Linked DNA regions of Homo sapiens: region 1 is linked to region 2. A link is a contact called in ENCODE Hi-C or POLR2A ChIA-PET data. All regions are on one chromosome and are shown on one strand. Each heading gives the region's core, a stretch centred on a gene start or an enhancer-like site at or near the end of the contact. The rest is flanking DNA. Distances are from core to core; before and after follow the strand shown. Region 1 overlaps PBX3 (PBX homeobox 3). Region 2 overlaps MAPKAP1 (MAPK associated protein 1).

The links. Hi-C counts contacts between places; a loop is a spot of excess contacts on that map. ChIA-PET counts read pairs that join two places held with the same protein, here RNA polymerase II (POLR2A). Pooled maps may share reads with other maps.
Region 1: a map with no recorded cell type shows a loop between it and region 2 (2.2-fold over the local background). The contact joins two enhancer-like sites. A Hi-C loop is called at or near these places in 6 of 37 single-sample maps with no recorded cell type and 1 of 50 pooled maps. POLR2A ChIA-PET finds 5 or more read pairs at or near these places in 2 of 52 experiments (activated CD4-positive, alpha-beta T cell and activated CD8-positive, alpha-beta memory T cell).

Annotation. Positions count from the first base shown.
Region 1 is chr9:125,901,618-125,908,867 of GRCh38, reverse strand. The region is part of intron 2 of PBX3 (PBX homeobox 3); the gene reads right to left. Among named protein-coding and RNA genes, the nearest start is that of PBX3, 160 kb to the right of the region's middle. Within about 2 kb of position 4,092, at least 2 of the 41 ENCODE cell types and tissues checked have a DNase peak (open chromatin) inside an H3K27ac peak, as active enhancers do.
Region 2 is chr9:125,546,014-125,553,279 of GRCh38, reverse strand. All of the region lies in intron 6 of MAPKAP1 (MAPK associated protein 1), which reads left to right. Among named protein-coding and RNA genes, the nearest start is that of MAPKAP1, 160 kb to the left of the region's middle. Within about 2 kb of position 3,584, at least 15 of the 41 ENCODE cell types and tissues checked have a DNase peak (open chromatin) inside an H3K27ac peak, as active enhancers do.

The DNA of each region.
Region 1 (7,250 bases), core at 2,843-5,342, 360 kb before region 2:
AAGGAAACGGCCATTTTCTTTTTATCCAAAGGGATAGATGTTCAAACAAAACGCTCTATTGAAGAAATTTTTAGGACTGGTAAATATGACAACTAAATTTGAAAAGAAAAAAAACAGCACTATTTAAAGGGAAAGCAATGAGCTTCAGAATCTAAGTCGGGGGAAAGAATTAAAACCCTGGCTTTAATCCCTATGGGTCTTTGTGACCCCAGCTACTCTATGTGTTTATCAGTGACCTAATGATCTAATGGTGCTGATGATATTCTTTAAATTTTACCACATGCCTGGGATCTCACCAGAAAATGCTAGAAGTCTACATCTGGACTTCCATAGAAACCAATGACTCCTCTTCTATTATTAATACTCATATTATTAAGAGTGCATCTCCAGGACTCTTCAGCATTTGTTTACACAAACCATGCAATCCTTGTGTTCCCCCATTCCCACATTCTGCTCCCTTGCCTTTTCTCCCTGAAGAATGAGATCGCCATAGCACTTCCATTTCCTGTCTTGTCAGTTAAGATCACTGCCATGCTGTGAATGGGATAACACTACACTGTGCGCCTGCTCCCTCTAACACTGAGGGCATCGTGTGTGCCTCTCCACACAGCTGCTTCCCTCACTGCTCTATTTTCTGGAAGACCGATCTTCCAGACTTCAATAAGTTCCTCCCAGACCCAGTTCACAATACAAGATGTTTCTGCCAAAAAGCAAATGTTTTCTGTCTTTGTGTTTCTCACATAGGTGGCTTTAACTTTCTTACCTTACATTTGTTAATATGATAATCTGACACTGTTAGTACTTGGAATCATTCTATTACTTAGCCTAAAAATCCTCTATGTTCAAATTCAAACACATTGAGCATACATACTACATGCCAAGCAGCAACTGTATCTTTCACATGATCTCTCTCATTTGATTTTTAAAATAACCTTACAGGGTGGATGTCATTGGCCTCATTTGTAGATGAGAAAACCAAATTTCAAACAGGTTAAGTGACTTTAGAGCCCAAGATCACATGGTGAGTAAATGGGAAAATAATGATTTAAACACGGGTCTCTCTTTAAGTCCAGGATTAATTCCACTACACCTCAGATACCTAGAGAAATAAGTTATAATACTGGATTTTAAATTCACTTTGCAACTATAACACAAATAAATTACAATACTGGAGAACATGGCTTTGGAGTCAGAGTAGCCTAGACTCAAATTCTAACTATCACTTATTAACCATGTGACTGTAGAAGGTCCCCTGGTTCATTGTCTGTAAATAGGGATACCACGAACTCAAGAATCACTATGAAGTTCAAAGACATAAAATGCCTAAAATAGTTCCTGACATACAATTGTCACTTTAAAAAATAACAGTGGTATTCACTTTAAATCATATGAATTAAAGTCTTTTTTTAATTAAAATACTACATTTTCTAAAGTCAAATAAGTAGTTACTTCATATCATTGGTGAAAATGGAACATTATAATCTTGAAGTATAATCTGAAACATGTCTGTCCTACAATCAAAATGTTTATCTAATTTCTCATAATATTCATTAAATGGTCAAATCTGATCTTTTTAAAAATTCTGGCATTTTTATATATCAAAATTTATTTACCATACGTTGTGTTGACATTATTTTGCAACATATTTTAATGGTATATAGTTTTATTGCTTTTAGCCATCTCAATTATTATGACCTAAGTTTCTGGTTCCTTCTTTTGCTCTTTTGTGTTACTTTTACTCTCTTATCACTTCCAGAAATAGAATGCCATTTTGATGTGTGCTGATGATGAAACACTCATGATAGTTGCTCATTATTAGTGGTCTCTGGTCACACATTTCAAATAAGCACAGAAATGTAAAGAATAGCCATGTGTAGAAAAACACATAGAAAGTAAATGGTGCTGTTGATTTGTTCTGAAATAAGGACTCTTCTTCCTGCAAATGTACTCATTAAGATGTTGTAACTGGCTACACAGTGTTCTGGTTAAAATTGGTTAAATTTTCACCAAAGCTATGCATCCTCTCAATTAGTATTTCAGAAAACTTTATTCAAATAATCCACAGCTGAAATGAATGGTATTTTAAAAACCATACAGATATGATGATATATATCTATAGTACCATACACACATAATACAAAATTTTTGGTCAGAAACAACCAATGGGGAGAAATTTTTATTCATAATTTTTCTCAAATGAAAATACTAGACCCCACTTGAATTAAAATACCATATATACTTACTTTGTAGTTTAAGGTGATCAGTAAATGTCATTCATATGTCCCTCATGGGAGCAAGAACCCTGCCCCTATCAGATAATTAATCTCATGCTTATCTTTGTATTCATTTCCTTTCCTGTAGCCATCTTCTTTCCCTTTTCTCTAAAATGTTCAAAAGTGAATATATAAATTACAGTCACTTGACTTCATTATGAATAGCAGATACCCACTGGTTTTCTTTTTCCTCTTGCAGGAAGGAATGTCCATTTTATTGTTTTTGCAATGCCAAATTACCCTGATGCACAGGCACTGCTCAAAATAGCATGCTAGTAAATACGGCATGAGGGTCATTGGCATTCTCAGTACATTCCAATGTAACAGCACAGCATAAAGTTTTATCTGTATTATTATAAAGGACACAGACTCAGTTTTATTGAAAAGGCTTTGTGAAGCATGGCATGATTATAGGAAACATGAACTTTACTAGACTTTCCACATGATTTTAAAGTGTGCTGACTCTTTAATATAAATACAGCATCTAATTAATGACTAAAAATGGCTTCTATATTCCTATGTAACATTCGTCTGTATGCATCTCTCTTAAGTTTATACTTTGCTGTAAGTACTATAGATGTTTCAGTCAATGGTGAACTTCAAAAAGGATATTAGTGCTTCTCATGGTAGTATATCCATCACTCTCTTCCATTAAAAACCATGTAAGTGTCTAAAAAGCATAACCACCCACATGACATGCAAAGGACAATGGCAGAAGCTTCAGAGCATCTTCCCAGCAGCAAATAACACAAACAAGACTTCTATGTTAATAATGGAAAAATTTATTTACTTAGAAATATAATCAAAACAGCATATTCTTAAGTACAAATTACAAAAAGTGGCTGGTTTAACTAGGTAATAAAATGAAACATTCTAGTGCAAGTGTATTCACAATTTTCCACAATTGATAATTGATAAATTTTCACAAGTGTACTGATAAATTTTCATGGTGATGAATAAATAAAAGCATAACTAAAAAAGTCAATATATCTTTCATTAACCCTTTAGGAAACTAATCTACAGCAAAGAAATCAAAAGAAAAAAGAAAAAAAAATCCAAAGACATTTTTCACAAACATCTGACTTCTCAAAGCATAGTCCAGATCTCAAAACTACATAGATTTAATCTCCCTTTGATAAGAAATGAATGTGAGTCAAATTCACTATAAAGACATCAAAATCAAGGTGGAACTGAAAATAACAGCAATTAAATGCAGTATTCCTCATTAGAACAATTAAAAACATTTTCCCTCCAGGGATTAAAAGAATAGTTTTCCAGTTAGGAGGATGGATATTGGCGGCATAAAGGGTGAGATGGGGTACACACAAATGGGCAGATAAACAATTAATTAGGAAAGTCAATTTAAGGAGGATGAACATTAAGATTGCTGAAAATCACCATAACATAATCAGTTTTTTTCCCAGTTACTTAGAGGGCAATGTGTAAATTTACATCTTCCCTTGTTGCTTAGTTATGAAAAGAAATGCTCATTATTCAACCCACTTCTCTGAAGAGGAAATATGCATGCATTAAGATAAATATGATTATAGATTTATATTAACAATATACAGATTTCAAAATTACCTAAAGAGACCTGATTTTGAACTGGGTGTTTTAGTGGTAAACCATGGAAATGTCAACTTTGATTTGAGCTAACAAAAAGGAATTTAGAGGATGGATAAGCTCCAGGACCTTTGAATTAAATGAAAGACCAGAACACTCCACAGAATGTCTGCAATAACAGTCTCTACAGAAAATTATGAGGAACTACATAAATCCACCCTCTTCCTCTTCACACAGGCTCATTAAAGCTGTACTGACTCTCTGGGCAGCTATAATTCTGCTGACTGATACCCTGGAATCACCCTGTCAATACCCAGTGGTGTGCTGCCTCTCCAACTATCTCTGCCCCTAATATTCCTCTCTTTGATGGGATTTGCTGACCTTTAATCTGATGCTAGTTTACTCTCATCACTGAAGTGGAAGTCGGAGAGCAATAAAACGGCAACCTCACTGATTCAAAAGGGAGAGCTAAAGCCTGCTAACTGTGAATCTAACCTTTCATAATGGCTCGCTCTTAAAGGAGGAAGCATGAAGTGGAAGGCAGCTAAAACAAACAATGTGTAATGCTGAGCACAAGATTTATTAGAATCCCATTTTGCATGGGTTTTACAAGAGGACACTGGGGCTGTAAACAAGAGATACACAAATATTTGCAAGAGAAACCAAAATCCTGGTCAGAATATCCTTCCACACCAATATAAATCTTCAACAAGAGCTGTGCTATAGGAAATCAAGCAAGGTTAGACGAATGGAAAAATCTGGGATGACTCCAGGTGGATGTAAACAACACTGGAGTAATAAAACCATCATTAAAAATAAGGTGTTTTTCTATGATGAAGTACGAGACTATAATGACTGGAAACCAAAAACTCACATTCAAAATGGGTCCTAGGGAAATCAAAGAGTTTGTGAAAATTAAATGCTTCCAAATAATTTTTAGTATAATATCAAAGGCAGGTTAATAATAAGACCTCACATTTTTTGAGAGCTTTCTGTGTGCTAGGCACTACTCAAAGTACTTTACCTGTATTAACTAATCACCCCTAAGTAAGGCAGGTACTATTATTAAGCCCATTTTAATTATCATGAAACTGAGGCACACCACAGTTAGATCCATTGCTCATAGTCACACAGCTGGAAGGTGAAAAAGCTAGAACTGGATGCAGGACAGTCTGGCTTTACAGTCTGAACTAACTCTTTACCACCTCTTATACATATTATGTTAGAAGAATCTAAAAGACAGAGTAAATGCCTTACAGAAACACTCATTTCTATTTTATTTTTGTATTTTCAAGAGTTGGTTTTGGGTCATTTAAAAAACATCCTCACAAGACCCTCAGTAAATTTGGGAACTCTCATTTGTTAACTTACTTCTTTTGTTTAATATGAAACAAAGATTTTGAAGACATAAAAATAAGAAATACCATTGTATGAATAACATCGAATTCTATAATTTTGTATTTCTCCAAATTAGTCTCTTGAGGATTATCATCAGGTGTATTTTTCAAAAATACTGACAATTAGAAAGAAATGGGCAACCACTAATTCAAAAGTTAAAGTAATAAAATTCAAATATTTGACATTTTCAAGGCATCAAGATATACTGATGAAAAGGACAACAAATATATAATGCCATGTTCTCACAAACAGCAACAAATTCTGGCCTCTGTTGTAAATGATTTGAAACTGTCATTGAGTTTTTTGTTTTTATGTCTGGTCCCTTGAGATTTCAACTATTTGGCCAACTAAACTTGAAGAGCTATAACTGAATCACATGTGTATATACAGATTAGTTTAGTATCAACTAGTAGTCCTAATCAAACAAGGCCACTTTTCACCTGCTTACACAAAGACTAAGTGTGAGTGTCTTTCATTTCAAATCAAGCTGGTAAACAAAAAAAGAAAGATCTTTCAGGCTGCAAAACAAATGAATCTATATAAAATATACACTAAATGCCAGAGCGTAAACAAAGCGGAAGTTATTGCATAACAAATCTCTTTCAATCCTCTTGGGGAAAACAGAGTCTGACAGTATTGGGTTCTAACAGGTGCAGATAGCAGAAGAATTACTTATTCATTCTACCAGAAAGAAAAAGAATAATAAAAAGCATAATTTAATTTATAATTTATGTTTACAAGTGTTATTTTTAAGAGTTACAGTCTGCTTTGCAGATTACTTGGTCTAGTTCAAGTTGACATGCTGCATCATAGAACAAGCCTGAAGGGTCTTCACAACATGTACAGTAATTAACACGTCGTTAACACATTAACTAATATACATTCACCATCATCAATGTTAATAGCATAATAATTAACTTATTGCACATAGCACACAGCACCCCCTGGCACTTTTCAAAATAAATTTGGAAGTGCATACTTTCAAATATTTAAAAAGGTAGCTATTCATATTGAAATATTTTCATCAATAAACATTTTTATATGTGTATTGTGCGTGTTTTAAATGAGGCATATTTAGTGATACTACAAATTAAATCTGTATCTGATTCAAGCTATACTGGTACAAAAATACAAAGAACAAAGACAAGCCTTACTCTGTGAAAGAACTAGTAATACATTAAAAATTTAATACTTGGCAGGTCAAATCTGGATACTCTCTGCTGAAGACAACCAATATTAATGAATCACACTACAGAGTCATTGTCTACGATCCCAAAGGAAACAATAATGCGAGTACAACAAATTCTTCTTGCAAGAGAAAATCCTGCAAAACTACTTAACAGAATAACACTGGTCAATGCTCTAATCATACATTTGTTAAACCTTATATAATGTTTTCAAATATGCATGCAATCCAGGTGCAGCTTTAACTAAAAATTCAGTCTAATTTTATTTTCAGTTTAGGTTCTTGGAGCAAACATCTTTGCATAAATATTTGCCTCGCTACTAGCCTCTCTCCATATAAGAAACCATCATTTCTCTTAAAAAAAAAACCACAAGTTGTTTTATTTCCACAATAGGTATCTAAAAGATACATTTTTAAAAAAAGCAGCTTCTTCAAGAAACAGAAGATTTGGGTTTCTCTAACAAAGAAGGTGACACAATTAAAGAAAGGCAAAGAAAAGACAACATTGTGCGTCACGGTCTAGGCAAGGTCCTGTCAGATCAGGTAGCTACTTTTCACACTTGATCTGGAGAACTCTGAGTAGTAAACTGACAAGAAAAGAATGTAGAAGGATGAGACAACTAAAATAAACACATTATAAACAGTCCACCAGGTGGATTCAAATTGATTACTACCTGGTTTTTGTTGTTGCTGTTGTTGTTTGTTGTTGTTGTTTGGTAACATTCTTTGAAACTGTTACTGGAAGTAAGACCCTCTAGAAAACATGTAACTGGTTAGTTGGTTCAATTAACTACAGGACACACACTATGTTTCAAGCCAAATTATCTTCC
Region 2 (7,266 bases), core at 2,335-4,834:
AGGCATGAGCCACCGCGCCCAGCCTAATAATTTTATTTCTTGTTCACATTTGTCTGATGTAGGCCAGGTGACTCTCTTGGGTATTTCTCCTCTAGGCAGTGGCTCAGGGCTCCCCAGGTGGGTGGAAAATGGGGAACATGGAAGATGAGGAGTGAGGAGGGGCCTATATCTGTATCTTTATCTCATACACCCCCCCACACACACACAGTGACATATATAAAATATGTGGTGACACATATAATTTTGCTTTTAGTTCAATGAAAAGCACATATAGATATATATAGCTACACATCCATATCATACATATATTGATATGTATAGATAATACATCTCTATATGCTTTTCATTGACTAAAATCAAAATTGTTTTTAATTTAAAAAAATTTTTAGAGACAGTGTCTCACTATGCTGCCCAGGCTGGACTGGAACTCTTGGGTTCAGACAGTCCTCCTGAGTAGCTGGAACTAGAGGCTCACATCACCGTTAGAAAACAGGTTTTTAAATTCTGAAACTTAGTCTGTAAATTCATCTGTTGATTCCTGGGGGCTCTTGAACCTCAGGAAATGCTGCTGTGATTATTAATATTAGCTGAGACTCTGGCATGTAGGAAGTGTTACATAGTTGCTATTGTTATTTCTGTCAGGGATTCTCAGTGGGAATAATTTACACTAAGGTGAGAATGGGGTTTAACCTTCCTTTGAGTTATTTTTTATTATATAATTAATATGTGTCCATTATAGCAAAATTGGGAAATAGATCTGTTTCTGCATATAAAAGAAATTTTTAAATTTGTCTTCATTCCATCATGCAAAGGTTGTGAATTATATTTTATAATTATTTACATTTTTTAAAGGGGAACTAATTAATGAATTTCTCATTGGAAAATTATTCTGTGGAGGGAACGTGAAATTGGATGTCTTCTGATGTTCTTACTAAATCAGGACTAGATCTATCTAGCTTTCCCTCTAGAACCCCTGGGCCCCAGGAATCCCCTGGATAGAGTTGTTGTTCAGGGAAGGAGAATGGATTATTCTAACAACTTGCAAATTAGGAGCCTGGTAATGGAAACTGCCTCTTTTAACAAATCTTCAAGTGGATTCCTAAGCTATCCATTGTTCCTGATTGATTTTGGACAGAGCAAATATATCTATAAATGGGAATCCCTAACTTGCTGACTACTTTGAGCTTAAGCAGTAAAGATGTTTGGATATCAGTAGTGTCAGAGAGGAGAAGTAGGGAGTGGGAGGAATGGGAAGGTTTTTGGCTGACCCCCAAAACCAGATAAAGAGCTGGAGCTCAGATAGTGCCCAGCATCTCAAGAAGTGTTTCTTGCCAGCAGTGACCAAGCCAAAGCCTACTGTTCCTTTAGACAAAGTAGGACAAGGGAGAATGAGATCTTGAGTGGGCTAAGTGCCTCTCAAGGATAGGGACCTGCCTTGTTCGTCTCCTTCTCCCATTCCCAACACAGACCTAATTTAGTCAGAATTTGTGAGACTGAATTGAGTTCAAAAGTGGCAATGACAAAAACAACTGTGGTAGTATTATTACCTTATATGTGTTGACATTAAAGTTTCATGCCAGGATTCTACTCTGGAGTGGGGGAAGAAGGGCATTAAAGGAAAAAAAAAAAAGTCAAGGCCAATAAAATGGTCAGAATCTCCTTAGGTTAGAAGTCAGAGCAGTTAAACTGTCTCCTATATATATATGTATTTTCCTTTAAATATTTGATATATTAGAGGAACATGAGGAAGGAACAGTTCTAACCAAGAGCTCTTTGGGTAACAGCTGTCAGGTAACAGTGGAAGGTCTTAGCCCAGAAGCTGGGCTGCCTTGGGCAGGCTCCCAGAGACTACCTTGGCTTCTCTTGGCTCTGCAGAAAGGGAACGATGAGCTGCTTTTTTAAAGAGGCGTGCCCTAGGTTCATTCATGCTCTTTACTGGGCTTTTCAGAAGAGTGGGGAGTTTTAGTTTACCTTCTTGATGATAAATCCACAGTATACCCCAAGTGACCAGACCTTTATTAAAGGGTGTCATTAGCTTGAAGCCTTTCCTTCTGTTATATGCTATTGCCTTGTGGTCTAGAGAATGAAAAAAAGAGGAGGGCAGGGAGAATATTTTCACACACTCATTCAGTTTCATACCTCCAATAGATGCTATCTCATTTATTTCTTTTTTTATCATTTATTTCTTTTTTATGATATTTTAAAATTGGCCACACCCCATCAGTAAAGTTTCTTATACGCAATTCACTTTTATAATATGTAAGCTGAGGCTCAGAGACAGGTAGTTAGTTACTAATTCAAGGCCATGCTGTTTGGTAAGAGGCAGAGCTAAAATAGAATAAGGAATAAAAGAAGATGCTTGTGTTCTTTGTAACCAGGCCTGACAAAATGAGTATAAATTATCCTGGTTATTTATTGTTTGCTTGATTCATAGAGGACCAACTGTGTGTTGTTTCTTTTCATTCTGTTGTATTAGCAAACATTTTCATTGTCCAGATTGTCCTCGTGTATGGAAATGTAACATATGCAGCCTGTTTAATTTTGTATTTGTAAATCTGACTTGATTTCCTTTTTGGCAACAGCTACTGTCTAGAGAAAAGAAAGGATTTTTCTTTGTGTCTGTTTAAAGTGACAGAAATATTGGAGCAAGTGATAAAGATGGAAAGCATTAATTACACACTTCTAAGAATTTAAAGGTCAGACAAGCTAAATATGTATGTTTTGCTCACTGGAATGTCTTGAAATTGTGCCAGGATTCGCTTTGTTCCTACCATAAAAGCACACATTTTAGATAACCATCAACTTACTTTGTATCTAAAAATTATGCCAGATTGTTGCTTTAGTTAATATGTGTCTTCAAAGTCGGGGAGCTCCCATTTCTGAGCCCATGTGATTGGTTTGGTGATGCTTCCCCCTTTGGCCATGTTTAGTTACTATGTCTCATTTTGATTTCCTCTGTTCTCCCCTCAGCTTATGTCGGAGTCTGTCAGCTGCTGCTATGTACATGTCAGGCTAGTGACTTGGAATGTTTATTAATACAATGTCAGTCTTGCTGTTGAAAAAAACTGTGATGCTTCTCAGAAGGTTGTGATAGAACGAAGCGTTTGATTTCCAGATCCTGTCTGCACTGCATGGTGAATACATTCTCAGATGTTATGCAGTTCACTGACCTGACAGTTATGGAACCCCGCCTGGGACCCCATTTCAGCAGGACATATTTGAACAGAAACAGTTTGCAAAACTTTACACACTTAAACTCCTGCCAAGGCAAACTGTTAGCCACTTGAGTTTGTTATAAATACCCAGTGGCAGTGGTTGGAAGTAGCCCACGGTGTGTTTTATATTCTGAACGGAATGTGAATGTCTTTGCAGTTATATAGAGTAGTAAATAATTGAGTTTGATTAGGGAGAGGGACCTCATTATCCCCCACCTGTGCCCAGCTGGAAGGGGAGGGTCGAAATGAAGCCATTAGCTGTCTCTCTTACTGGCATCTCAAAGAGCTCAAATACATCTGTGTCTTATTTTCTTTTCTGGCACAATCAGTCGAGCAAGCTAAGCAGGCATGACCGGATTTGGCAAGTCCCAAGGACTCTGGCAAAGATACACAAGGAGAAGGCGGAGGGCAGTCATTTTGGCTTCTCACTGCCCATTAGTCTAGCGAGTTATGTTTTTGGAAAATGTCTGTTTTGAAAAAGAGTACTTTGTCCAATGTCAAACATCGCATGCTCCCACAGTACGCTTTGATCTTTAAAAAAAATTTTTGGTCAGTCTAAGGGGAAACAAAATGTGGCATTCACACTAGTGTAAACTCTTTATGGATAAAGTCATACTCAGAGGACTTATTTTAAAGCAGGCATGCTGCAGTTATTACAAGGCCTTCTCTTGCTCATATATTTTCATTTTCTACCTTGAAATGCTGGAGAATGAACATGCATGGAATTGGACCAGAGCAGGTTGGGAACTAGAGTGTGTCTTCATCACTATTGGGAACTGGTCAGGACCAGAGACTCGAGAACTGCTCGTAGCAACCTTTTCCCACTTCTGCAAACTGAGACTGTGGCTTTTGAAACCATGACATTCTCCAATGTCTCCTTAAAAATCCTGTAGGTCATATGGTTAGTCTAAGAGTCTGGACATTCATAGTCAAGCTGAATTTGTTACAGTGGAAGTTGAACCTTTTCCACAGATTGGGTCAGTGGTTCCGGTATGGAAGATGTGCTCCCTGGAAGTCTCTTCTTTCCCCGAGTCCCTAAGACTCCCTTTGCGGCTGTGGAGGGATTAACAAACACAGACTTGGGAGTCTAGCTGATCTGGGTTCAAGTCCTGGCTCCTTCAGGACTTATTAGTTATATGATGTATTAACTTATTATATAACTCCAGACAAATGTCTCAACCTTGCCAAACCTCAATTTTCTCTTTTATAAAATGGAACTCATAATAACACCTATCTTTTCTAGGAGGATTAAACAAAGTAAGTGCTCAATAAATATTGAATATTATTGTCTCATCATTATATATTACTTCATTGTACATATGAAGAAAATGCTTATGCTTATTATATATTAACTGTTTATTAAGCATTTATCTTTTTTTAACTAATGGCTCATCTATAAGCATTTATTATATGACAGATATTATGGTAAGTACTTTAGAAGTATTTTGCCTTTACAACAATCTTAAAATCCAAGAATAATTATCATCCTCATTTTGTAGATGAGGAAATGAAGTTAAAGTGATTATGTTGTTATCCGTGAAAGCAGAGGTGGGGTTCCAAACCAGGTCACTTTATTCTAGAGCTTACTGTGCTCTGCTGCCTTCTGGTGCTGCCACCGTCTCTCCTAGCATGGTTTAGAGCTAAATGATGTTTGCGTTTTGAGACATCATCCCCACTAGGAAGCTTCCCGGACCCTCTCACCTCTGTGTGGCTGGGTTACGTGCCCTATGTTTGTTTTGGCAGCACTCTGAACTTGCCTCCACCTTTGTGACTGTCACACAGAACTATAATTGTTTGTTGACTTCTTATCTTTCTCTCCCACTGGACTGTGCAGCTTGGGTTAGGGACCACATTGTTGATTTCTGAATCCAAAACAGGATTTTTAATAGATGAGTGATCTCAGGTAAATTCCCTAATGCCTTCAGCCTCAGTTTCTATAAAATGGGTGTAATAATTGTACCTATTTTAGGATTGAATGAGTCAATACAGATATTTTTTAAAAAGCTTAAAACAGCACCTAGCCCATAGAAAGTGTTCAATAAATAGTAGTTGCTGTTATAATTGTTAAACAGTGGACAACTTGTATTGTGCAAATCAAAAAGTTCTTAATAAATGTTGTTGAAATTCTCTACACCACCATGATTTTTTAATTTCCATTATCATCATGCAAAGCCAGTGAATTAAGTTGAGGCAGAACATACCTGCTTCATAGTTAACACTTTCAAAAAGGAAAGTTTTGAAAACAACCCAGAGTGCTCCCCTTGGAGCTCTTGGGAAATTTTGGTGCTTGGGCCACAGGCTACTCACTGATAATGCCCCTGAATATGGCCACCAAGCTCAACAAATCACACATTTTAATGCCCCTGTGTTACCAATGACAGGCAGTGAGTTTTGAGACTCCCACCCCCCGATAAGCAGTCTCTGCTTAGGAGGCAGGGGAAGGAGGGGCTGAAGTGGGGCCTTTTCTCTTGGAATGATGACTTAGGGCAAGGGGAACAAAAGAGAACTAACGTCGACTCCCTTTACTGTTTGCCAGCCATAGTGTGAGGTGCTTGGCATTCATTGTCTGTTTCATGCTTGTGACAATTCTATAGGGAAGTAGCCTACTCATTTCATGGATGCGGCTGAGGTTCCCACATGTTACAGCAACATCTCCGTTAGCCACGGAACCAAGATTTCGGTCAAAGGGTATTTAACCCCCAGCCTATGCCCTTTCCTCTCCAGTATGCTGCCTTCCAACTTGAGTTCTGGTTCCAGCTCTGTTCCTAAAGATAGAATCTAAGCTTTTCAGATGAAGACCTGTGTCCCTGTGGGCTCCGTGGCTCCCATTGCCTCTCGCTTACTGCTTAGTACAGAAAGCCTGCTTGCGTTGGGTTCGTGCTGGCATACAAACTTTTTTGGGGTAACTGAGTGGCTGTGCGCTGGGACGGAGCTGAACTCCTCAAGCAAGGAGTCTCTTTTTAAAATGCCCATACATCGTTCAGTGGTTACGAGACTTGACAGGACCTAACTTTGAATTGACTGAAGCACTCCTGGCAGTGTTTCTTACGCTCCCTGACATGGAGTTTCACCCTAGACCCAGCATGGACAGCCCAAGGAGCCGTGGGAAGGGCAGCTGCTGCTTCTCAGTGTCCCTAGAATGCCCTGCTCTGGGGGAAAACAGGTTGTCTGTCCCTGAGGCGAGCAGGAGGAGGAGCGGTTTCTGAGCCGAGACTTTGAGTCTGTGTGTAGCCTGCCTGTTCATCCGAGGGCTGATCACCCCGCCACAGCTCCTAACCCAGAGACTGGAGCGTGTGCCACAGGGAAGGCAGGCCAGGACCAGGAGCACCCTTCCTTTCCTGCCCACTACCAGCACTCCCCCCAGGACCATTGTCTTCTCAGCTTCAAACCCAGCATCCCACATTAAGTAAAGGCTTTAAAAGATGTATTTCAGTAGACTTTTTAGAAAGCCCATAAAAAATCCTGGATATAAAGAAATGAGGCATAAAACCCAGAATGTTTGGAAGTCAAGCTGAAAATTGTGGTGGCAAGTCTCCATCTCCACTTGTTAAATGGGAGCATAACTTAACACTTGCACCTAGACGGAGGCTGAGAACCACTTGCATTCTATGCTCTTACGTTTTGGAAACATATGAGGGTATTACTCAAAAAACAAAACCCTGCCCATCTCCCCCCAAAGCGCTGTAGACGTGGAACAAGATCCAAAGTTGGCATTCGTCTGGAGGGAAAGGAGCGGAGCGTGGGACTGACCTGAGGAAACTCTTATTAGGTCTGCCTGAATGTGCAGCACTCAGGGCAGAACCTCTTTCTCCTTTTAACGTGCACGTTTTTACGGAAATGGAGCCCCAGAGTAAGATACTGCACACTCACGAAGGTCCATTCCGAGGGCCGTGTGTGCCCCTTCCCTTCGCTGTTGTTTTCATTTTCCTCTCATGAACCTTGCTACCCTGGCTTCAGCACGGAGGCTGTAAAGGAAGATGGAGAGCCAAGTTACCTCAGAATGATCACTATCGTTAACATTCACGGGTGGTTCACTTATCATTCCTGACTG